Linked DNA regions of Mus musculus: region 1 is linked to region 2. A link is a loop called in an ENCODE intact Hi-C map of the cell type or tissue named here. Cell type or tissue: left cerebral cortex. All regions are shown on one strand. Each heading gives the region's core, and the rest is flanking DNA. Links, peaks and the distances in the headings are about the cores only.

Evidence for each region. Hi-C counts contacts between places; a loop is a spot of excess contacts. Peaks named below come from ENCODE experiments on the same cell type or tissue, not always from the same donor. Only the 100,000 strongest peaks of a DNase experiment are listed, where the experiment ranks them.
Region 1: it touches region 2 in a loop (7-fold over the local background); 2 of 42 quality-filtered maps call a loop at or near these places.

What each region holds. Positions count from the first base shown.
Region 1 is chr1:187,779,632-187,792,231 of GRCm38, reverse strand. It overlaps a transcript of Esrrg not described here. Among named protein-coding and RNA genes, the nearest start is that of Gm36388, 130 kb to the right of the region's middle. In left cerebral cortex, for the core only: a CTCF peak has its summit at 9,415 (motif pointing right); DNase peaks (open chromatin) are centred at 6,317, 6,822, 10,133, 10,186 and 1 more place.
Region 2 is chr1:187,830,445-187,843,044 of GRCm38, reverse strand. It overlaps a transcript of Esrrg not described here. Among named protein-coding and RNA genes, the nearest start is that of Esrrg, 160 kb to the left of the region's middle. In left cerebral cortex, for the core only: no CTCF peak of the experiment used is centred there; DNase peaks (open chromatin) are centred at 5,900 and 8,282; H3K27ac peaks cover 619 bases.

The DNA.
Region 1 (12,600 bases), core at 2,586-10,585, 51 kb after region 2:
ACTTTATTTGCTTTGAGAAACTACTGGAGCATTGGAAAACAGTGGTGTGATTCTGAGAGAAATTTTGGGGTAGAATGAGAGCCAAAGATCGAATAGGACAAGAGAAGAGGAAGGGGGTCTGCTGTGGGTTGGAATTTGACAGGGAATGGAGTCAATAAAGGAGGCTGCTTGGCAGGGAAAACTAGAATGTTTGCAGTACACTCATGAATGAGACAGGATGCACGGAAACACGGCTGTGAAGATCCAACCCTGTTTATTTTCCAAGATTGTGAGCACAGGAGGCCTGCTGAAAAGCTGTAATTTGTGTGAGTATAAAGAAACATTAGGAAAGATCCCACCCAAATGGCACGGCAGAGTTGGAAGCCTGGGGAAGCTTGTTTGGATTTCTGCTTTTAAAGAAAACTGAGGGATAGAGGGAACGTGGGACAGGTGCTGAGCTGAGCGGCTATGTTGCTGTCTGAACTCGTTGACCATGGCTGTGACCAACAAGGCAACATTGGACATGTGTTACTTGGGACAGTAAAATGGCTCATGGGTACAGACTCTTGCCAGGCAAGCCTGGGGACCAGAATGCACATGAAAATGGAAGGAACGAAGGGACTAGACAAAGCTGCCTCATGCCCACACACAAATATTCCTCTCCCTCCCTTCCTCCCTTCCAACTTCCCTCCCTCCTCTCTCTCTCTCTCTCTCTCTCTCTCTCTCTCTCTCTCTCTCTCTTCTCTCTCACTCACAAGCATACAATAATAATATGATAATAATAATAGAAACAATATTTTAATTTTTAAATAAAACACATTATTTGTCTAGAATAGGGATTATTTATGGGGAGAAAGGAAAGAGTATGGAGGATAAAATGGGATAATAGGAAGTTAGATATGATCCAAGAACATCCATATATATATATAAACATCATTCTGTTGATATAAATTAAAAGGTATTAAACAAAACAAAGTGAATTATTTGTCAAGCCCCGTATCTGAGATTGGCAAAAATTCAAAACAATTATAAGGATGACCTTGGGAACCAGTTCTTGGATTCCATGTACACAAGGTCTCTCAGTGAGAAAAGATGACAGACCGAAAGGTGTGGTATTAACTCCTGTACCTTATATGATAGCTACTTAATAAAATGAACTTTAATTCCCCCAAATAAATCCTGGATTGAGGGGTGATAATTAAGCAAGATGAACAATTTCGTAATAAAAATGTGAATAATATATTGAAGGATAGTAAAAACAATTTTTGGAATTTCAGTTCCAGAGACTAGGGGTGTAGCTCGATGAGTAGAGTATTTGCCTATCATACATAGAGAGATGGGTTTCCATTCTCATTACCACATAATCTGGGCGTGGTGGCACAAGGCTGCAATCCCAGTACTCAGAAGGTGGATGCAAGAGGCTCCAACTTTCAAGGTCATAGTCAGCTATAAAGCAAATTCAAGGCCAGCCTGAGCTAAATGCTCCCATGCCTCAAAAACTATGAGAGAAAATTAGTGAGAAAATCAGTGAGGGAGAAGATTTCTGTGGCTAACCTAGAATGCTCATGACCACTCATTCTGCGGGTAACCTAGAACACTCACTACTACTCATCTTGTGGGTAACCTAAAACACTCACATGACTACTCATTCTGTGGGTAACCTAGAACACTCACTACACTCATCTTGTGGGTAACCTAGAACACTCACATGACCACTCATTCTGTGGGTAACCTAGAACACTCACATGACCACTCATTCTGTGGGTAACCTAGAACACTCACTACACTCATCTTGTGGGTAACCTAGAACACTCACATGACCACTCATTCTGTGGGTAACCTAGAACACTCACTACACTCATCTTGTGGGTAACCTAGAACACTCACATGACCATTCATTCTGTGGGTAACCTAGAACACACAGTACCACTCACTCTGTGGATAACCTAGAATACTCACTATTACCCATCTTGTGGGTAACCTAGAACACTCACTACCACTCATTCTGTGGGTAACCTAGAAAGCTCATGACCATGTATCTCAGTTGGTTTCCGGAATCTCAAACAATAAGAACACATAGACTGGAACACACCAGCTTTATAAACTGGGAATTTCGTGTACCTAGCTAACTATTGAGATTGGAAGTACAAGCTGACAACAAAGAATTAACTCTGGGAACCAGATGTGGTGGCTTGGGTGTGTATTGTACAGGGGACAACTTTCACATCCATCCTAGTATGAATAGCAGCACTCCACTCTGGCTGTGACATGTGAGGGTTAGGGATCAAGCAAGCATCATGGTTGCTGCCCCAATTCCACAGAATATTTTTATATCATATAGAGATATAAACTGCCACAAAGCCACTGACCCCAGGGCAATGGAATTTCTTATACCATCTCTTCCTTTACCTTATACCACCCTTTGCAGGAGCCTCTGCATTTTCTAGGCACTTCCTTTGACAGAGTATTACTTCACCTCTAGAGAGCAAAAGTTGATGCTAAATTCCTAATCTGTGATAAGAATGGATATTCAAGAAAAACAAAAAAGAGAGAGAGAAAGCACTGAGTATATCATAGTCCTGGCATCATTAACAACACAGGCGAAGACAACGTACTTATCCTGTACTTATCCTTGGGGAAACCTCCACACTAAACCCATCTCCCTAGGCTACGTAGCCTTGGAACCTACTTCCGCTCAGGTCTGAGCTATCAGTTCAGGGACCATCAAGACCAGCAAATGAACAGCACAATAGCACAATCAAAGATGCTCTGAAAGGGGAAGCTCCTGTTGTTCCCTGTTCCCTCTGCACAGAAACTGGGTACAGAGTAAGACAGCAGGGGCCGGCTGCAGGGTCTCAGCTTCCCAAACTTCCTGTCAGGCATTGTTCATGTGGGTCTGAACAATTTGGTTAATTGAGGATTTGACAGGGGTGGGGATTGGGGGCGAGGGGGAAGTGGCAGTTCCATGACCACCATTAGAAGGGTTAATACTGGCAAATGCAGGTTGGCTACAGGAGCCACTGTTAGTTGGGAATATACAGCAAAAAGGACTTCATTCCCCCCACCCCACCAGGAAACTATCTCTAACAATGGAAAATGAATGTGATAATCTACATGGTCAGTAACTAAGCTGGTTTTAGGGTGGGTAATAAGATATATCTTTACCCATGAAAGAAGAAATAGAAAATTCTCCTAAGTGTAAGTGAGGTCCAACTTAGTATTCCAAATTCAGCCTTCCTGGTCTCGGCTCCCTCCAAAACTCAACAAAGTAGATAAGTAACTTGGGTGCAGTTTCTAATAGTGAAAGAAAGGTCTCTTGTAAATGAAGTCAGAGAATTTTCAAAGTATGTGATTTCTTCAATAACTGAGCCAAAATTCTTGGGTCTGACAGTCAAACATTCCTCTTCCACTTTATCTCTGAGTTGTAGAAGTCTGAGAGGAAGAAGGCAAAACATCAAGGGAAAAAAACAAAAACAAAAACAAACCAACCAAACAAACAACTGAATGACTAAAGAAGCCATGGGAAGCAGTAGGATGGAAATTCTATCTTCCATTCACAACAGAGTAAGATGTTTTGAGCAGTCTACGTGAAATGGAGCACGTCTTCTGCCTTCTCATGTCCTAGGAAGTAGAAGGCCACTGTGTGTGTGTGTGTGTGTGTGTGTGTGTGTGTGTGTGTGTGTGTGTGTGTGTAAGAGAGAGACAAAGACAGAGAGACAGAGTCAGAGAGACTGAGAAAGATGAACTCAAGATCACTGTGGATTAGTCTAATGTTCTACCAACCATGGTGGCCTAAAAGCCCCCGTAGCTTTTCCAGACCTTGAATAACCACAAGGGAGATAAGATGGAAGCCTCTTCCCCATCTTGGGGGAAAACACAGATCACCTCATTTCCTTGGAACCTTCCAGAACAGCTGGAGATGGGCAAGGCTACACTGACCCCACTTTCAGGGTAATGTGATTCTTGTGAAAAACCGTTCTGCAGATTCTTAGGGACAATTTTTAAACTCACTTTTAATGTGTGTACACACACACACACACACACACACACACATATATCCAACAAACCATCTCTGGTTCAGAAGATGACATAGCAGTTTTTTCTAATTATTTCTGCTGATTAATTAAGAGCTTTTTAAAAATTACATCCATTTATAACAAACAGCTCCCTGTAATCTCTAAGAAAGCAGAATGATGTGAAAGAAAATTGAGAGACACTGAGTACCAGGTACTGTGGTGGGTGGCATCATCTGTCCATCAAGGAGGTAAAAAGGGGTGGGGAATGCATTTTTTTTTTAAACAAGCATTAAGAGCAGAGAGTGCTAGGGAGGGATTGTGGGGAGGAAGGAGGCAGCTGCTCAATTGGTTCCTATTTTCAGAATTTCCTTCAAGCTGGCTCAGATTGAGAGCCATCAATTATTTAAAAGGTGTAACATGATGCTTCCTTTGTTGAAGCAAATCAGCCAGCAGACCCCTGAGAGAAAATAAAAAATGAATTAGGAAGAATTTATTAGCGTGCTTGAAGAAAACAAAGATTTAGCTACCGGGAGTGACTTCTAGAAAGAGTTCAGCTTCTGTCTCCCCAAACCCACAGACCTTTTCTTCTAGACTTTTCCTCGCCTGTTTGTATTTTCCGCAGGAGATCACACAGAGAGGTCACATGAATCATCCCCTAAACTCCTCCTTTCTTTGCAGACTCTGGCTTGATGTATGGTCTTCATTTAAATTACAAATACACTAATCTGCACTGCTGTTTACCAAGTAGCATTTTAAATGAAAGATACAAGAAATTGCATCGCTCACATTTAAAAAATGACTTTAGACTCCAGACCTAAAGGAAGAAAAAAAGAAGAAAGAAAAAAGAAAGCAGCCAGTGCTGTGTTCTGAGGCCTCTGTGGCTGCTCCATTTCAGCCAGTGGATGGAATTCAATGAGTTTTTTCAATGGCTTTATACTCCGTTGCTATGACTCTGACTGAAGGTTTGATCCAGAACCAGTTTACCACGCCCTAACTCTGATATTTGGGGGTTGGGTGTGGAGCAGTTAAGAAAAAGTAAACTGACCTAAGGAAAGCTAGTCCCAGGATACTCTTCACCATCACAAGAAAATCCAGAGCCCTTCACCCTGGGACCATTCATTACCATTTACTTAACTAGCTGAGGTCACTCTCCAAGAGAGCTCACTGCCTGAGTCTGTTGTTCCTAGGTTTAATACACTCCACAAATATAACACACAACCTAATGTGAACCAGTAAGGCACGGGTTTGTATCATCCTTAGGGCTCTTTCTGTTTCAAATGCACAGAACAGAATCTCCAGGTTATCAACAGGACTCTCTCCATAGAACACAAAGCAGTACGGATGTCCTACAAAAGCCTCTAGACTTTGACAGTGGAGAGCATGACTACACTACTGTTCAATTAGTCAACTGAGACTTGCATTGAATTTGAAAGATATGGTAAAACACATTTGGCGCCCCAGGGTGTAGTGCAGCCCAGTGGCTGAGCACACGTTAAGCATGCATGAGGGGGTTGTCCCATGGAAACAATCTACGCACAGCAAAAGCAAAGAGACTGGAGTCCTGTGCACCAAGGGGCCTCATGGGCCATCTGGACTGTAAGCACTATATAAAGACACAGTATGGGCCATAAAGAATGGCAGGAGCGCGTCAGACTGTCCATCTTGTGGGGGTACAGATTACCACACGGACATCTTTTGATGCCTGAATTCTCAGCTCCATGACTAAACACTCTTCCAATGGTTTTCTGTCCTCAATAGATACAACATATCTAGGGATGAGTACTGGCTACCATTAGGGAGTTTAGAGATAGCAGGTCTGATTTCTTCCTCACATACAGACTGTATTTCCTCCCAGATTTTCTATGTGTGGCACCCACTCCAACAATGACCAACTAGGACACTGCGTTACCTCCACAGCCCTGCTGCCCAGGGTGCTTCTTCATTTTCTCCTTCAGCTACGTCACCAAAGTGAGATGTCCCAATTTAGAATCATTTCCACGTAAGAAATGGATGAGAGATCCAAACCATGTGCTCTACAACTTGTCAAGGAAATTAACTATAAAGACAGCATCGATATTATACAATTAAAATGAGAGCTCTTAACATATTTAATTTCCCCCTGACCTGACTTTCCTCAGTCATTATGAACAAAAAGTATGAATTCATAATTTGCAAATAGCCCTTGGTCTTTTAATATATTCTGGGAGGAACTAAGACACCCAAGCATATGAGCAGGCACACACATACATTTGAGCATACGTGTTTCTTTATCGAGGGCAAAAATAATACCGAATGTAGAGACGAGGGCTCATTCCAGGTTGTTGAAAATGTAGGCGCTACAGCATATTTTAAGTGCATAAATCATATCGTTCCATAACACTTATAGTGGAAGGAGGTGGGGAGAAAAGAGTGAGAAGAAAGGAGGGAGGAGAGAGAGGGGGAAGGAAAAGAAGGCAAGAGGAGGGGTGAAACAAGGGAAGGAGGAAAGTAGGGGGAGGAAGAGGAGGGAGGGAGGGAGGGAGGGAGGGAGGGAAGATAGGGGAAGAGGGAGGGAGGGACAGAGGAAGGAGAAAGGGAGGGAGGGAGGAAGGAAGGGAAAGAGGGAGGGAGGGGAGGAAATGAAGGAGCTTGTCTCAACCTTTCAATATTATTTACTATATAAAACATCATATGTTTCCCCCTTATAAACTCGCATAAGGCATCTATTTGGAGGTGTTTGGGATTGTTGTGTTTTTAATTTTAACAATCATAGTTCTGAGGCTTAATCACTTGTATGTGCTAGAAAACCAGATGGTTCAAGTGGGCGTTAGTTTACAAGCTCTTGGCATAAGGATTTTCGCTTCCTTTCAGACCAAAGCTGAGTATTTTAGCACAGAAAAGAGGCAATAAAGAATAATGAAAAGAAAAACCGTCCTAGATTTCACAGGTCCCTGGCTCCCTGCCTCTCCTCTGCCACTGTGTCACCAACTTTTACAGGGAAGTATGTGTGGACAAAACAGTGTACTCCCAATTCTGCTTTGGGGCAGACTAGGTGTCTGTCCATCGTGGGCTCAGCTTCACCATCATTCCCCATGCCATCTGTGGACCACTGGAAAAGAACACGTCCTGTCTTCCCAGGGCATCCCTAGTTGTGTGTTCATCACTTCCTGCACTGAGCTGATGCGAGCAGCTACACTCACCTCAGCCCTCTCCTTCTAGGAGGAGATGAAAGAAAATAAAGAAGACATTACTGAGGCTCCCATCTATGATTCCTGGCACAGCCGTGAGACGCTGCCTGCAAACATGTGAGAGCCTTGGGTTGCCTACTGTGAAATCTGAGGATGCACAGCAGAAACCAGAGAGGAACTGAAAGGGTGTTGGCGAGGGGCAGAGCTTCGAAATTTCTTTGTAGTTTGTGGATTTCTTGTTTTCTAGGTAAGAAATCACTCTTGCTTATGTGCTGACCATTCTAGTGAAACAGCATCTTTCAGTTGAAACCACGATGCCCATCACCTACACAGCTTCATTTTTCAACAATATAATAAGGCTCAGCATAGTGGAAGTGCCTGGTGTCTGTGGAGCATAAGCTGTCTGTCCTGGGTAGGCTTCTGTTGCTATGATAAAGACCCCCCATCAAAGCACAGGAGGAGGAAAGGGATTCTCTCAATCTACAGGTCATAGTGCTTATGGAGGGAAGCAGAGGCAGGAACTCAAGGCCGGAACTGATGCAGAGACCACAGAGGACCTATGCTCACAAGGGTGTTCTCTTGTTGGGTGGTTCAGCTGCTTTTCATATCTAGCCCAGGCTTGTATGCCCTGGGATGCCACTGTTCACAGAGGGCTGGGCCCTCCTCCATCAGTTAGCAATGAAGCCAATGCCCAAAGACCAATCTGATGGAGACAGTCCTTGTTGAGATTTCTTCCTCCTGAGTGTGTCTAGATTTGTATTTGACAAAAACAAACAAACAAACAAAAACAAAACAAATATACAAACAAAAAAAATCTATGACACGGTCTATCCTTTCATGTCACCTGGATTTATTTCTCTCTCATCACCAGCCAACAAATTCCCAAGATTAAGATATTTGAGTGCAATATGCAAAGAAGCTCCATGGATACGCCACCATGCCAATGAACTCTGTATCACACTCAATGGAAAGAAGACACAGGCCACGGAGATATATTTGGTCACCACAAGATGTATTTCATTTTTCTTTTGTTCATTCCACAAGAAGTTAACTTTTTTTTATAATTGTAGGATTATTTCCACAAATTTGATACTGACCGACAATGTCTTTAGGATAAAGATATTGCATGTTTATCATGACTATCAGCCCCGTTGCCCTTTGTGTTTTACAACTGTGGATCCCACCCATCCCACACCAAAAGATCTCAAAAGAAATCTGTCCTGACATTCTCAGACTTCTTGTCATTTTCCCTAACAAGTTCAGTACAACTATTCCTGCAATGTTCATCTAATATTTAATATATAGATATCTAAAGACAATAGCATGCCATTTATATAAAGCATTTGAGGATCTTGGGATTTGGGTATCTGTAGGGCTCTCAATCTCCATGACTATCAAGGGACAAATAGAGTCACCCATAAGATAGCATGCTTCCATGAGGCTGGTACACAATTAATAATAAATAAATGAAGAAATGAAGAAATGGCCTAGCAGACATGACTATTCACTTCCAATTTTAATGATCTAAGAACTTAGCTAAAAACACCTATACTGCACCACATTAGGAACACTTAAGTAAATTATCATACTCATGATTTATATATCTGTGTGCTCTGATTTCTGAAGTAAAATTGACGAAAGAGCCTTCTCATTGTTTATTGCCTTAATAAAGGAGAGTGTATCTGGTGAAATGCAAACAGTCTTGAAATACTGTCTTGATTTTCAACAAAAGAAATTAGGTTTACTTGTGTATGGCAACACCATCCCCCATGACGGAATCAATCCACAAATAAAAGTGCTCCATGAACCAGTGAAGAAGAGCAAGCTTCCTGCCGCCGTGAAGCCGTGAAGCTGGGTTTGAACACAGAATATAGAACATACGCTCAATTTCTACTGAGAAACCATTTCCCGCTATTCCAGGCAATGATTACTATTAGAGAAACAGGCTATTTTATAATTATTGAAGACATTCATCATGTTACCTAAATTAGATGGGAATATATCCAAGAAAAGTGCAACTAAAGCCTACAAAATAAATATCTGCTTAAGGGTAAAATCAGCAAGGCATTAAGAGTTTCCGACTACAGGAAGTAGAAAAAGGTATTGCATTATCTATTTTGGATTTGTGCTTCTATTATATATGTTTTTAAGGTATAGGGTCTATTACTCTCACATATGTATTCCTTAGAGATTTATTTTTTACTTTATATGTATGGAAGTTTGGCCTGTACATATGTCTGTACACCACACACATGCAATATTCATAGAAGCCAGAAGAGGGTATTGGATCCCTTGGAACTGGAGTTACAGCTTGCTGTGAGCCTCTGTGTGGATGCTGAAAATTGAACCCAGGTCCTCTGGAAGAATAGCCTGTGCTTTTAATTGCTGAGCCATCTCTCCACCTCTGATATATGTGTTTTTAAAATATGGAACCTTCATATAATGAATGATCAGAAATAGACTTTCACCGAATGCTGACCATGGAATCAAGTTTAAAGTTGGCGGTCACAGGCAATGAGAATATTTAAAACTAAAACATGAGTTTCTCTAACTGTACCTCTTGACCAGACACTGTGCCTGGGTTTGTGCACACAGAGCACTTCCAACTCTGAAACTCAAATGTAGTGCACACACGTTATGCAGGGACTTAGATAATGCAGCAAATGTCAATAGTGACATTCCTGTTGATAGCCCAATACTAGAAATGCTAGGCTCAGGTAACACTACTCCTGATATTACCTGCCTGCAGATATAAAGCTCTGAGCATAGCTTACAGCATGGTACATAAAGACGAATAAACCAGCCTCCGGACTGCTTAGAAACGCACTGCCAAGATGGGCTTTATGCCTTACACAATGGAGCAGAAGGCAGTGGTATATATTTAAAATTTCCATTTTTAAGCTGTCACTCAAAAACTTTTCATACTTTTCTTTTAGCTTATTGATCTTTCTGGCTCGTGATGAGACTTCAGCTGCTTGGTCGGCTGCTTTTAGCTCTGCTTCTTATTAAGAGCTAAATCGGGAATCACAAAATGCTACTAATTTGGCAGCTTTCGATAGAAATGAAAGCTAAAAACAGCACCAAGATAGTACAACCCTTATGTCTTATTGCCCCAGAATCCCGGATTTAACTACTATGGAGCATAATAATGGGTGCAGCCAAACGGGATCACTATGCAGATATGATAAAATAAAAGCTTGTATTAAGAATGCCAGATCAACTATTACTGCTGTTTGATCCTTATGAAACTTTTTTTACAAAAAGAATATATACTTGTATAAATGCTTGCATACATATATGTATACATGCATTCATATATACATGCATTAATATACACATGCCATATATATGCATATGCATGAATATACATGTGGATGTATATACAGATTTATATATACATACACACACATATATATACATGTAGACACATAAATCCTGTATGCATACACATGAATATATGTGCATATGAATACAGGCATATATATGTGCATATACACATGTATACATACATATACATTCTCATATGTATACAGACATATACATGCATACATATATATTCATGGATATAAATCCGTGCATATATACACATGTACAATGCATAAACACAGACATGCACATGTATATGCACACACACATATATCATGCATGTGTATACATATGCTCAGATAGTGCTCTTCCTTTTATATTCCCTTTCTTTAACATACAAAGAAACCTTCATTCTTAGTTCTTTCATTTTTAATTTTATTATTCTATTTTTTATTAATGTGGTGGTACACATCATTCCACATGTGTAGAGGTCAGAGACAACTAACTTTCGGTTCTCTCCTACCATGTAGATGAGCCCTGAAGCTCAAGCTCAAACCCAAGTTGTCAGGCTTGGGGTCTGAGAGGTTCTGAGGCATCTGTGCCATCTTGCTGGCCTCATCCTCCGTTTAATGCTTTGGCTTCCTCTCTCTCTCTCTCTCTCTCTCTCTCTCTCTCTCTCTCTCTCTCTCTCTCTCTCTCTCAAATACAACACAACAGCAAAACAACCAAGCAAGACTAGCATAACAGCTATGTAACTGGCCCAACCTGATCAATCATTGTGCTTCCACTACTCACACTGATTTTTGGGTGGCGAATTATATATCACGATCACAATGCTTTCATAGGCTGATTTTGGATGCTGACCCTCTCTCAAATCCATGTCCATTCTCAGGTTAGACTTCAGAAAAGTGGGATCTGTTTTCCCCTCTGATTGGTCATGAAATTTATCCTCAGCAACAACAGTGGCTGGCACTTTGGTAGCATCATTATGTCACCTTTAGGAGGCTCCTACAGGCTATTCAAGGAGCAAGGCCCATTAAGGGGAATATTCACAAACAGAAAAGTCTGCTTTTTTTTTAATCTCTCTTTTTATGATTTACTTACTTTTATTTTATGTGCATGCATGAGTGCATACATATATGTATGTGTGCCACATCGATGCCTGGTACCTGTGGAGGGCAGGAGAGGGTGTCTGATCCCTTGGGACTCAAATTACAGGCTGTAGGCAGCTGTGAACCATCCAGTGGATGCTAGAGAACAATGCAGGGCCTTCTCCATGGGTGGTAAGTGTTTCTAACTACTGAGCCATCTCCCCCGCACCCTGTTTTTTTTTTCTCAGCATGTCTGAAATTGCTGGTCTTCCATAGATGCTTCTTATTTGACAGCTCTGTTGGTAATTTTGAACTTCCTGCACCATCTCAAAGTGAACCTCGAGGTCTCCCTCGTTGCTTCATTAGCAATATAAGCCCATAGATAAGACCAAAGCCAGGCACTTTCTGGAGTCCTGGCTTTTACCTGTGGTCCTCTCATATCCAGTAATCCCACCCCCTACCCTGCCTCCCACTTTATATGCTTCCTCACTGCACTCCCATTGGCTACTTAAGTGTGTCCACAATTTGCATATGTATATGGTTGGGATGTTTGGACACCCAACTAAATAAGGCCCAATTCCATTTCTCCCCACCAGGATGGTGACGAATTGGCCTCTCGAAGCTCTTCTGACAGATAGTGGAAATGGTAGCTACCGTGGCCAGAGGATGTCCTGGCTCCCCTCTGCAGCACGGTATTCAGAGCACGTAGTAATTATCCATCCATCTCGTTCACACTAAAGGCATGGCAATGCAATTTTAGCCTTATAATCAAGACCATATGACAAAAACCAAGGCCATTAGGGACCAATTTCGAGCATTCTCTGCAAGACAATGATTTTCCAGCCGCACTTACATATGCTGAGCAGTTGCCTCTGCATGAGTGCAGCTGCTGCCATTTACGTGACACCCACACCCCCTGTTTTCCAAGGCCGGTCTCAGGAATGCAATAGTGCAAGGTTTCCATGCCTTGCTGGCTTTTTTTTTTTTTTTTTTTTTCATTTCCCAAAGCATAGTAGGAAATGCAGAGAGTAGGATTTCTAC
Region 2 (12,600 bases), core at 2,526-10,525:
GTGCTTTGGGAGGAGGAACCTTGCATTCAGAGACTTCATGTGAGTGATGTCACCACTGTTGTGAGAATGTCTGGCATGAGCCCCTTAGGAGAAGGAGGCTCTGCTTTGTCTCCTGGTGTCAGAGGTTTCAATCCACATGACCCACAGGCAGCAGGGCAGAGCAGCTTGCCTCCTGGTGGCCAGGAAGCAGACACAGAATGCTTGTGCAAGGCAGTTTTCCTTGCCCTGTTTGCTTCCATACAACATCCTCTAGCCCCTGCAAATGGTCCCCCGCCCACATTCAAGGTGGGTCTTCCTCCATGGCCCCCACAGACAAAACCCTGGGTTGTGCTCTCCTGGAGATACTTAACCCAGTCAAGGTTATGATCACAACTAACTCCTAGCTGTAGAATACCTAAGGGTTTTGTTTTTAAGATTTGGGTTGGTTTTGTTGTTGTTGTTGTTTTAGATTTATTTATTTTTATGTGGATAAGTGTTCTGCCTGCGTGTATGTTTGTGTACATTCTGTGGTGTCTGGTACTCACAGAAGTCAGGATAAAGTGTTAGGGCTGAGTACCGCAGAACTAGAGTTATAAATGGTTGTGAGCCTCCATGTAGGCGATGAGAAACAGACTGGGCTCCTCTGTAAGAGTCCCTAACCGCTGCTGCTGGCTCCCCAGACTGATAATCTTATTTTTAGTTCTGTATATGTGTGTAGGTAGGGTAGGAAACACCTCTCTCTCTCTCTCTCTCTCTCTCTCTCTCTCTCTCTCTCTCTCTCTCTGTGTGTGTGTGTGTGTGTGTGTGTGTGTGTGTGTGTGTGTGTGTGTGTGTATGTGTGCCACAGAGACCAGAAGCATTAGATCTCCCTGAAGCTAGACCTATAGGCAGGTATAAGCCACCAGATTTGGGACTGGGAATTGACCTTGCATCCCCTCAAGAGTAGTGCAAACTCTTTACCACTGAGCCACCATCCCTCCAGGGCCTGGGCAAGGATTTTTGATAGAAGGAAACCATGCAAATCCCACTGCCATGGATGTACACAGCAACATTCTAGTACATTCTAGAACATTCTAGAACAAACTGAAGTCAGCGCCAGTCCCAGCAAGGCTACTAAAATGGAATGACAGGAGAATGACATTGTCCAACCTAGAGAAGCCAGGCTATGAGGCTCTCTAGATGACCTAGAGAGACGGTTAGCTTTCAGCAGGAGCTGGGAACACGATGATCGTTCCCAGTGGTGAGAGTGGCTGGAAGGGGGCAGGCCTTGAGCCAGGGAAACAAAGCAAAGGCTGAGGAACAGCTCCTCGAGTCACAGGAGGCTGTAACACCTCCGAAACAGACCATGCATCTATCTCTAGACATCTAATCATAAGACATCTAATCGTTCTCACAATCTGTCAGCTGTCAGAGTCCAAGAGGCAGGAATACACGTTTATATTTTTAGGATTTTTTTTTTTAAGAAAGTCACACGTTTGAAATCACTGTCCAAATGAAAACGATGCTAAGAGCAGCAGCCAGTGCTGAGGGACATCAGCCTCCTTCTTCCCTTAAAGCATTCGGAGTGTGAAGACCCTGCTAAGAGAATCGCTGCCCCATAGGCATGCTAACTTCTCAGTGTGTTTCTGAGGTGCTCTGACCAACATAACTGTCATGATCCATCTGCTTAACAGAGTTTCCACACACTGCTTGTAGAAGGGGGGGTCAGTGGTGACCAAAGGGAAGGAGAGAAGCCTGGAAGCTCAGCAGAGCAGCGTGGACAAAATGGTGAGCTCCATACCCGCTCATGCCCAATGAGTCTCAGTTTCCTGTTTCAACAAAAGGTCCCCGTAGTCCGAGGCTCCATCCAAGGCAAGTTAATGGGCTGCTGGCTGCCAGTCCACCCCGCCCCCCCAGGAGCATCATGCACATAGAGGGGCACAGTCAGTTCCAGGTAGTTACTGTGAAGAATATCAGTGGAAATAAGGATCAATGGCTGACACTACTACAGAATAGTAATTTCTTAATTCTTATTCAAATCTGGCAGGCAAGCTAATATAACTCGATCTGAATTGGCCATGTGATCCCGATGGCATCCCGCTAATGGGCTGTTCACTTAATTTATGTAATTTTTAAAAATTAAATAGCCATATTTTAAATCCCCTCCATAGTCCTTTAGAAGGAAAGTACGCATTTAAAAGTTACAATGTCTTTATAAATCTCCGTGATCCAAGTTCTTGCCTTGTTGACTACATTGCCCTAAAATTTTACTTTCTTGTGAGAAAAATATTCCAGAGTATCATCAGCAAATCGTCTAAAGCTCTGCTGAGGGAAACTAGGATTGTCAATTTGGGTTAGGACAGAAATATAAAGCTGTGGCTTAATGGCTATATAGGAAGATTGCAGCCCGCTGCCCTACAGACGCTCATGCCAAAAAGACAGGCAGCGGAGCAAGTGCTACATTCAATAGCCGACAAAGTCTAATTCATTTTTGTACACCCAAACGTTGCACCAGCCATTGGTAACTTTATCTCTACTTAAATATCTACTTCCCTGCCCTGGCCTGAGTATGAAATGGCTTCTGGAAACTTCCCCGAGCTTCTCTGAGATCAGTCTGTGCAACAGTCATAAGGGCATCCCACGCACTACTAATGCCTTTGCTGCTTAGGTCTGCAGAATCCGGACTTGTTGTCTTTGTTTTCTTCAGTCTGGGGCACTCTCATTTGGAACCTTCCTCCAAGAATCAGAATTAAAAATTGGACATTATTCTCCTGGTTGGACATGTTTGAAGATTGACTCTCTGCTCTCTATCCTGATCTCTTTTCTGACTATATGAAAGCTTGTATCTGCTGTTATGGCGTATGAGTCATCCTGTAGCAAGTTAATTGTTTTTATTGATATAAACGATAGCTGTACAGTTGGGCAGTCAAGAAAGAGATTGGCCACAGGCCACAGGTTTTGGTTTTGAGCTGCAGGAAATGGGGTAGAGTCATATAGGTTGTGTTCAGCTGGTCCTTTCCCCTCAAAAAGAAGGAAGATCAACCACTCCATTTGAAAATTCTGCTACAGGCTAGTGAGTCAGCTTAGTTGGTGAAGTGTTTAGCATGAAGGCACAAAGATTTGAGTTTGACCCCCAAATCCCTTTAAAAAGCCAGGTATAGTGAGATGTGATCTGGAGAGGTAGACACAAGAGGCCTAGGGCTCCCTGGCCAGCCAGACTAGCCAAATTAATGGACTCCAGGTCCCATAGTACCAGGGGCCTGGGGACCTGATACATGTCAGCCTCTCCCTTCCCCATTCAGATATGTGTATAAGTATATATAGAAATGACACATTTGCACACACATGTGTACACACAGAGAGAGAGTTACCTACTACAAGTGGGGGGAAGAAGTAAGGACATGGTATGTGGTTCAGAGGAGGATGCTGGGTACAAGAAAGAGAAGAGGTTTATTTATCTAAACACGAGAAGAAAAATCTATGCATCCATTAAATATGTGCCCAATTAATCGTTCATTAAAATACATGGTAACTATAATCTACAGAGCATGTGAACCTATGTTGTACAACGCATGCAAAGGATGTTAATCTATGCAGATACATAGATGCGCACACAGGTACCATTAGGCAGATGCTCAGATGAGCCATCAAGGTTGTCTGGACAAAGGGGACTTGGCAAAAAGGGGCGTGAGGGGCAGGTAGGACAGAGGGCAGCATTAACTTGAGCAGTTTCATCTTCTCCACCTCTAACTTGGATCTCCAAGCTTCTGAGTAAGGCTCTGTGGAGGAAACTCCCCTCCCCAGCCACTCTTCTCCTCACTTGGACTTCCCACTATGCCCTAGGCCCTTCCCACGGGCCCTTTCTCTCATCCATTGCTGTCCCAATGCCATTTCTCTCCACCCATTTACCCTTACTGTGTCCTTAAAGGCAAGCCTATGTTCTGTTCCTAAATAAATGCCTTCCTAGAGAGTCTGTCTCGCTGTCTGTGGCCTGATTCTGGTTCCTTGACCTCTGCCTCATCAATAAGCCAGCATTATAGATTTCTGAATATATTTATTAGTTCATAATTATTTTGAATTCCCAGTACGCCCAGGATGGCTAACCTCTGTGTGAATGGCCAGCCAGCTACGCATAACATGAATCCTTCTCCTTCCTCCATATCAACCAACCTGACGTTTATCTACTACATCTTGAGACTGGTTTTTACATTCTTCATGAAGTCACGAGTAGCCCCATTGTTTTTTTTTTTCAGATTTGAAAACTGAGGACCTAGATACAAGTGTCACCTGCAGTGCCTGACATCACTGAGTTAGAAAGTACAGATTCAAACTCAGCTCCAGACCATCCCAAAATCTAGGCTTTGCATGGGCCACCTGGACCCGTGACATCAGCAGTACCCTGCATGGCAGCAGCAGTACCCTGCATGGCAGCAGCAGTACCCTGCATGGCAGCAGCAGTACCCTGCATGGCAGCAGCAGTAGCCTGCAGGTCTTTTCAGCTACATGCCAGTTTAGAAAAAGTAAATTTTCCTAAAGTAGCCAACTGCCACCTCTCACATTTCTTCCTTCTTAGCTTCCAGGAACTTGTTGAACTAGAAGTGGCAGCACACAAGCCTCATGATCCAAAGATTGCCTATCCTTGTAAATATCTGATTTAGGTCAGGAAAATATGAGTAGATTGACTCGTGATCAATAAACAGGACATTAGTTTTATACAGAGATAATGTCTAAGGTGTGCTTGTTAAGCTCTTGGAATTACTTTACTTAAACTATGATTTTAAGAACAAATTAAGAGCATAGGAACCACAGCTCTTTGGGGAACCCACCCTGCGTTTCCAATTCCAACACAAAACTCGCCTACCCACACACTCTACCCACATGCGCTGTACAGTTGTGCTTCATGCAGAATGTTCTCCACCCCTTTCTTATGATCGCCTAGATTTCCCTCTTCAAATAAGCCACAAGGGACTCTTCCCTGCTGAACTCTCTCAAAAAAGACACACCTACCTTCATTCACATCTCGCCACAGACGTATTATATCAAAACATGATACGGTTCCATCAGAGCCGTAGCAAGTAAAGTTTTGCACATTACAAAGTGGTTGTGGTATCTATTTAATACTTTTTAAAAACAGAATAAAGTAGTCACTGTGAGGCATCTGGTCGACTTCACGAGTATCATCATCATGGTGGCTTCTCTGTCTGACTGGTTAAAGAAGACAACCCAATTTGTAATTGATTTTTTTTTAACACTAAACAACTAATTTTGTCTCCCCAAAAAAGCTCTAGGCTTTATTAACTGGGTGATCACAGTTTGCTGGGGTCCTTTCATCAGATTAGTCTGCAACAATGCAATTCTCCCTGATTTTACTTCCATTTCAAGAAGGGCTTTCCACACTTCCTCTTACCGAGAAAGGCGGCCACTCTCCTCTAATTTAGGGGCTTTTTCTCGTGGCAACAATTTATTATTACAGCTACTTAAATTTCTAATCCAATTCTGGGCATCCTTTATTTCCGATTTCCTAACACTTCATAAGAAACGTATTATCTCCACACTCATAGCAGCTGCTTGCTCTTAAAAACCTCGAACAGTTTGCTCTTCTCCAGGAAGACAAGTTTCAATAGGGATAATCCACTAAATTCAGAGACTTTTTGGCTTATTTCTTGGTGATATTTATTCATGGTCTTCATATTTATACAACATAATAAGTCTCAGTGTGTTGATGACAGTATTAAGGTCTACTTTTTGAAAGTACTTTTCCTTCAGGAAGCCTGGCAAAATGAATTCACTGTATTTCTACTGTTCTGTATTTTGCTCTCAGGACTGTGGGATGCACACAGACACTCATGAATGCCCACATAAAAACCTCAGCTCTGCAGAACCAAAGAAATATTCTGCAGTTAGTTCCTAGCGCCCAACTTAACATCTGCCCCTCGGAGGAACAACAAGAGGGTGGCAAATGAGGGTGTGAATAGAGAGCCAGAAATAGAGCTCCGGAGATCAATAGAGGAGCTGAAGGAGCGGGCACATTCTCCAGGGCCCAGCTCACTGTGTTTCTAAGTGGATCAGAGATATGATCCTCAGCCACTGTGAATGGAAAGGAAACTGGATTCCATCAGAGGGAGACGGCAGCGCTAATGCAGTGAGGTCATGCTGCAGAGAATAGAAGAGGAATGAAAAGCCACCCGAGGGATCCTAAAATAATCTCTCCCTAGCACTCCCCTCCAAGGAAGAACAACAAAAGGCCAGAGAGAGAGAATTTAAGTTTCAAAACTGACCACTTAACTTTTCCCCTGCTACCTAGGGAAGTTACACCCTGAGCAGCCATAGCTTCATCTCAGCGGGTTTCTCTAGGAATGTAATAAGCGAATTGCTGACAGCTTTGTAGTTTGGAGGGAGGGGAGTCAAAATGCTGACTCTCTACACTGACAGACATCCAACGGAGGTGGCCCTGACACAGGGCTCCCACCGACTGCTTCTGAGAAGGCTGATGAAGCACCAGTTTCAAGCCCAAGGTTCTGGGCAATGGTCTTTGCAGAGGGCTTTTGCACGTGCTAGGCACACTACAGTAGCTTTCCTCTGCAGAGAGCAACTCAGCAGTCTGTCAATCAAAGGTCCTGAGGCTGACAGATCATGGACACCCACGACTGACCTTGCCAGGCCATAAGGACAAGACAGATATAAAGTGGCTGACAGTAAAAATCTCCAATGAAATAAAGTCAAACAAACTATTTCCAAAAGGAATTTCTCTATTGTGGCTACCTGTGCTGACCTATGGTGCAATATCCTCTGCTGTACATCTAAATTACCAGATAGCAATGGAAATGGTGTCAGGAATCAATAGGCAGTACTGGTGACTTCAGTTTTAGACAGTTCCATAAAGCAGGTATTCAATGCTTTCAATGCTTTAGACTGTGTTAGGGCAACCCATTCATCCATTGGCCTTGCTTCCCCGATACATCAATTCCTAATAAAGCAGGAGGAAGGCCCCTGTGAATTCAAGTAAGATTATGCAAAGCGAATAGTTATTTTATTGTGGATAGAAAGTAAAAGGGAAATAGAAGTGTTATTTATCATTTGACAACACTCAAGTCTGATGTGGAGACAGCCTCGTAGGCCAATTGTGGAAAGTCGCTTTTATCACTGTGTTAAAAACTGATGGTACAGGAAATAGTTGATAGTTTGGGGAATTCTTAAGTTACATGATCTTCACCTTGTGAAAATTATCTATCTGCTAATAAGCCTAAAAACCTTCCACTAAAATCCAGCCAGAAGCTACATAGGGATTGGGGGTGTATAAGCAACCAAATACAAGTACGGTTTTCTTCTTAAGAACCAAGTGATCTTCAAGGGGAGTCTTCTAGGTAGCTGGACAATTACTGCATAATTAGTTATATGACCCCTATATCTTCTCTTGTTGGGCTTGAAATAAAACCCAGTACAGCAGGTGCTTTCTGGGAAATCCCACTGTAAAGGAGAATATATTCATTCACTGCCTGACTCTGAAAGTGTCTTTCATTGCCCAATCAGACATATGGAAGGGTCAAACTGGAACAGACAGCCTGTGGTCTGGAACTCAACTTGTAGATGTCTTATCTTGACTACATAAACATGAACAAAATGTCTCAGTTTCTTTTTCTATTGCTATGATAAAAAACAACTTAAGGGAGGAAGAGTTTATTTTCACTCACAATTGTGGGTTACGGTCCACCATGGTGAAGAAGTCAACGCAGCAGCAGTTTGAAGAAGCCACTTCTGTAACCACAAGAGAATAACAACTGCATACATGCTGGTGCTTAGCTAGATTTCTCCACTCTTGTACACTCCAGAATCCCCTGCCTAGGGAATGGTTCTACCCACAGTGGGTACATGTCTAGGGAATGGTGCCACCCATAGTGGGTATACTTCAGCATTCCCTGTCTAGGGAATGGTGCCACTCACAGTGGGTGGGTCTTCTCATTTCAATATAATCAAGATGATTCCTCCACAGACATGTCCAGATGCTGATATTTGAGTTAAATATAGATTTTGTTAAGTTGAAGATAACACTAACCATCAACCAAGTACTGAAAATTAATATGCATCCATGCACACAATATAAACAAACACACAAAACTGTGTGTGTCTTTCTCATGACTTCCTTTACAAATCTGTGTCCTTGTACACAAAACGTCCAGTTACTCCTACTTTCTACCCTTAAACCTTAGAGTTGTAACTTTCTAGGAAAAAAGAAACAATAAAGGATGATTACACAGTCTTATTTGGGCAAAAGCGAACATATGGGTATCAAGGCCAAAAATATGGATTTCAAGATAAAGCATATGGATGCCCATATGGAAAAAAGGTTTCCTGGCCGGGAACTCTGCTGTTGCATTTTTTATGCCTATGTGAATGGTACAGTTCTTCCCTTCTGCCTAACAAGGCTGTCTGCAGACAGATTATAATGTTATAAATTCACATGCAAATTTTACAAAATGCTCCACTGGTATCTTTATTAGATTTTTTTTATTCTCTTAATCCTTTCATCACTTAAAAGCTCAACAAGTAAATAGATTTTTAGCAAAACGGCGCGGCTTATTCCAATCAATCCTATGGCTGATCTCTCCATTATGCTCAGCTAATAAATTATAGTTTTTTCAGAATCTCAGAAAGAAAATTTCTCCTGACATGCATTTGCATGTACAGAGTATGTGTTATCCTGTAGAGATCTACTATGATCATGGGTGAGACTCCCTACTTTGGTCTAGGCTGGCACATCCTTCATGGCTTTACTGTGACCATGTGTGACCCTGCTTTGGTCTAGACTGGCACATCTTGCATGACTCAACTGTGACCATGAGATGTCCGCTTTGGTCTAGCCCCCAGCCACTTCCTTATCTTCATCACTTTCCATTCAGGAGCAGAAAGACACATGAGGACAGCCACACATGAGCTAATTGGAGACAAATTCTCAGTAAATTTCCATCTTAATCTCTTTTTTAAAGAGCACATACACACACACACACACACACACACACACACACACACACACACACACACATATAGTAGCTCTCTTCAAACACACCAGAAGAGGGCATCGAATCCCATTAGAGATGGTTGTGAGCCACCATGTGGTTGCTGGGAATTGAATGCAGGACTTCTGGAAAAGCAGTCAGTGCTTTTAACTGCTGAGCCATCTCTTCAACTCCCCACCCCCTCCCCCCCACACGCATCTTAATCTCTTCTTGTTTGTTTATAAAGACCATTATTCTTTAGGGGGCATAAGAAAAAGATGTTAAAAGAAATAAAGAGATGTTAAAGGTATAAGAGGTGCCCTTCGTTTTGAACCTACTTTTAAATCAGTGGACTCTTCATAATAAGGTATTTTATTTGGAGTTTTCATGTAATTTATGAACCCGAAAATATTTAGCAGTTTCTTCTGGCACTCAAAAAACCTCAAGTGTAATTTAAACCCTGTCCTCCCAAAATGATATCTTACAGTAAATTTCATGATCAGTGTGGGCACAAAGCAGGCAGCCTCTTGACTGGAGCTGCATCTGGCAAAGGTGAAGGGTCATACTTTCTGATTATCAGACCCCCAAACCTTCTATTTTTATGAGGAACATCCCCTTCTGTCCTAAGAGGCAGCACACATTACCTCCATCAGAAGCAGAAAACATACTTACCAGAGAGCTTCTTCTTGGAGATTAGCTATGGTACTTAAAGTTCTGATAATAGTTCTCCTTTTCTCAGCTACAACAGACATTGAAGGGTGGGGTGGAGTCAGAGGACCTCGGGTTGCACAAAGCAAGCCTCTTGCATTCTTCCTGAACCAAATTACATCAGTGGGATAGGAGACCATGGAGAGAGACTGAATCTAGTCAAGGCAGAGCAATCTCACGATGATCTATAGCAAGAAACTCAGCCCTTTCTCCATCCTTCATCCATGCTTGGCCATTAGAGACCGCACATTGCAGCCAGCACTTCTGAATGAAGTAATTCTGCCTCATTACCACCCACCCTGCCACGCCCACCTCTGGAACCACAAACAAAGCCTGGCTCCTCCCTGCCCTGGTTCTGCTGTTTTCTCAGATGGCCAGAGTCACCACCTTTTAGGCTGATCTTCTCAAAGATCAACCATTAACTATATTCAGTTCCTGCACACAAGAATAAAGTTCAAATTCCTTAGCTATACAGCTAACTTGACTCAAAGTCTGGTGCTCAGATGAATCTGCAAACACATTTTTTTTTCTATCATTTCCTAACAGATGCATCTAGCTCCCGAGTTTGGGTTCTTGCTATCTAAAATGTTTCCTGGTAGTTTCTTCTTTCAGTTCCACACACTAGCAAACCATTTGCCAGGACAAACCATAGTGTAAATAGAGGATTGGACAACTAAATGCACCTCTTGAAGTTAGAGAACTTGCTGTGTACACCTCAGATCTGAGCCCTCTCTCAATGATCAGCAATAATTACATTCACTACAGATCAGATTAAAATCAAAATTAAGACATTGAGGCCAGTTTGAGAGGTCATCACATAAAGGTCCTTGCCACCAAGATGACCTGAGTTCCAAATTCAGAACCCAGCTAATAGAAGAAGTAAATGGATAGTCATGAGTTGTTCTGTGACTTCCACATGACCACTGTGGCACAGAAATGTACACAAACACATACACACTCGAACACACTGAGGATGGTGGTGGTGGGGGGGGTGATAGCTTGTCAACAATTCAAGAGAGTATCTAATATACTATTAGGCTCCTTTGAGTAACTGCAAGTAAGTATGAATCTCGAAGGTGACAATAAAATTAAAGACAGAATAAGGGGGGGGAGGCATAGCGTCATGTTTTAGATGCTTCTCCATTCATTCAGTGAGGGATTTAATGTCCTAGGCACAGTTCATGCACTGGCCTTCAGTGGAAGGCCAAAGGAGCACAATGGACTTTATGGTCTTACAGAAGTAAGATTTCAACACAGAGGTAAGAGAAGTATTCTAAAAGGCCTGTTAGAAAACATTATAAGGCCAGAACGTATCCTGGAAAGATAAGGAAGCGTAACTACCCCTGTCTATGATTACCTCTAAAAGATGAGTTTGAAGGAAGAGCCCACCTTGATTAGCTCAGAGACATAGTGTACCATACTGCAAAAAAAATAAAATAAAATAAAAATGAATTTCATATTGTTCTCTCAGGCAGCATGATGTTTGATCCGATTAAAAGAGACTCTATGCTTTTGAACTGACTCAAAGCCATGGGTCATTAGACTGAGTTGGAAAAGCCTTTCCCAAAATGCACACTGGCCTCAGGTTCTACCCATACTGCCCTGAGACAGAAGTGAGTGATTTTCATTATGTTTCTACTGTGGGTGTTTCCCAACGCTAATCCCAGTTTGCCACATTGAGTATTCTGCTCCGACAATAACCTACATTCTGCTTGACTGTGGATCACCCCCCCATCCCCACCCCCGCACAAAAGCTCTAACTTGGGTGAAATCAGCAAACTGCAACCTGGCAGGAAATTCCATTTCACAGACTCAGGAACCAAAAGGTACACAGCCTTCAAAAAGAGATGCCTTGACGCCAATGCTCACTTTCTCTATTAAAGGTCTTTGGTCATAACTCCCTGAGTCAGGCCATTTGTCCTGTAAATATTCTGTAAGAGCCTGAAATCAACTAGACAAATGCAAAACGAAGCAAGCTAGCCAGTTCTTATGGTAACCTGGGCAAGTCATCTGTATTTACCCAGCCCCTCCATCAAGTGCCTGGGTGTGGGGCTGTGTTTATCTCTCTTGGGTACCACGGCAAGTCCATCTTCTCTCCTTCCTACCTTAACATTTTTTAGGAAGAAGGAAAAAGAAGAAGCTGGGGATTAGGAAAGCAGGTGGGGGAGGGAGGAAAAAAAAGAGAGCAATTACTTTCCAAGCCAGCGCATGTTCACCAGAGAACGCGGTCAAGTGGTCAGGAACAGCGCGGATGTTAATTAGCAAAGAAATGAGGAATGAACCAGCATTAGCCCTGAGACTAATCAATGGGAAAATCACTCCACACAGCCGCTTAATGAAGTAGTATACAGCTATTTATTTTTAGTCTGTTTTATCCACCACAATTCTCCACCAGCTGAAGTCCTCATGAATTAAAAAAAAAAAGTAAGTGTGTGTGTGTGTGTGTGTGTGTGTGTGTGTGTGTGTGTGTGTGTGTGTACATCTTTCCAAAGCCTGGTACAGCTATGTTCTCTACACTTGTTTTAACCCCCCTATACTCATATCTTTCAATGGCTAGGATATATCACATAAATTAGGCTGATGTGAACACCCATCCCATACAGAAAATATGTTCCATAAATTATCTTTAGGCAGATATTCATTCTAGTTGTATTTCATAAAATAGTTCCTCTTTCCCTGGAGAGGCAAACCCGATCTGATTTTTCTGAGAGTAGAGTGTCAAATCAAGGCTGCTGGTAGCAAATAAAGCCCTTTACTCAATTTCTTTCTAGCCAGGGGAAGTATTTGGAAAGCTTTTGGGCTTATTTCTTACTTTAAAAATATGACTACCATCTACCTAAGCACAAGCTTGTCGGGCCTGTTAAGACCTACTGGTGTCTGGGTTTCATTTGTTTGTTTTTTTTTTTAGGGAGCACACCAGACATATAGACAGAGTGGTAGA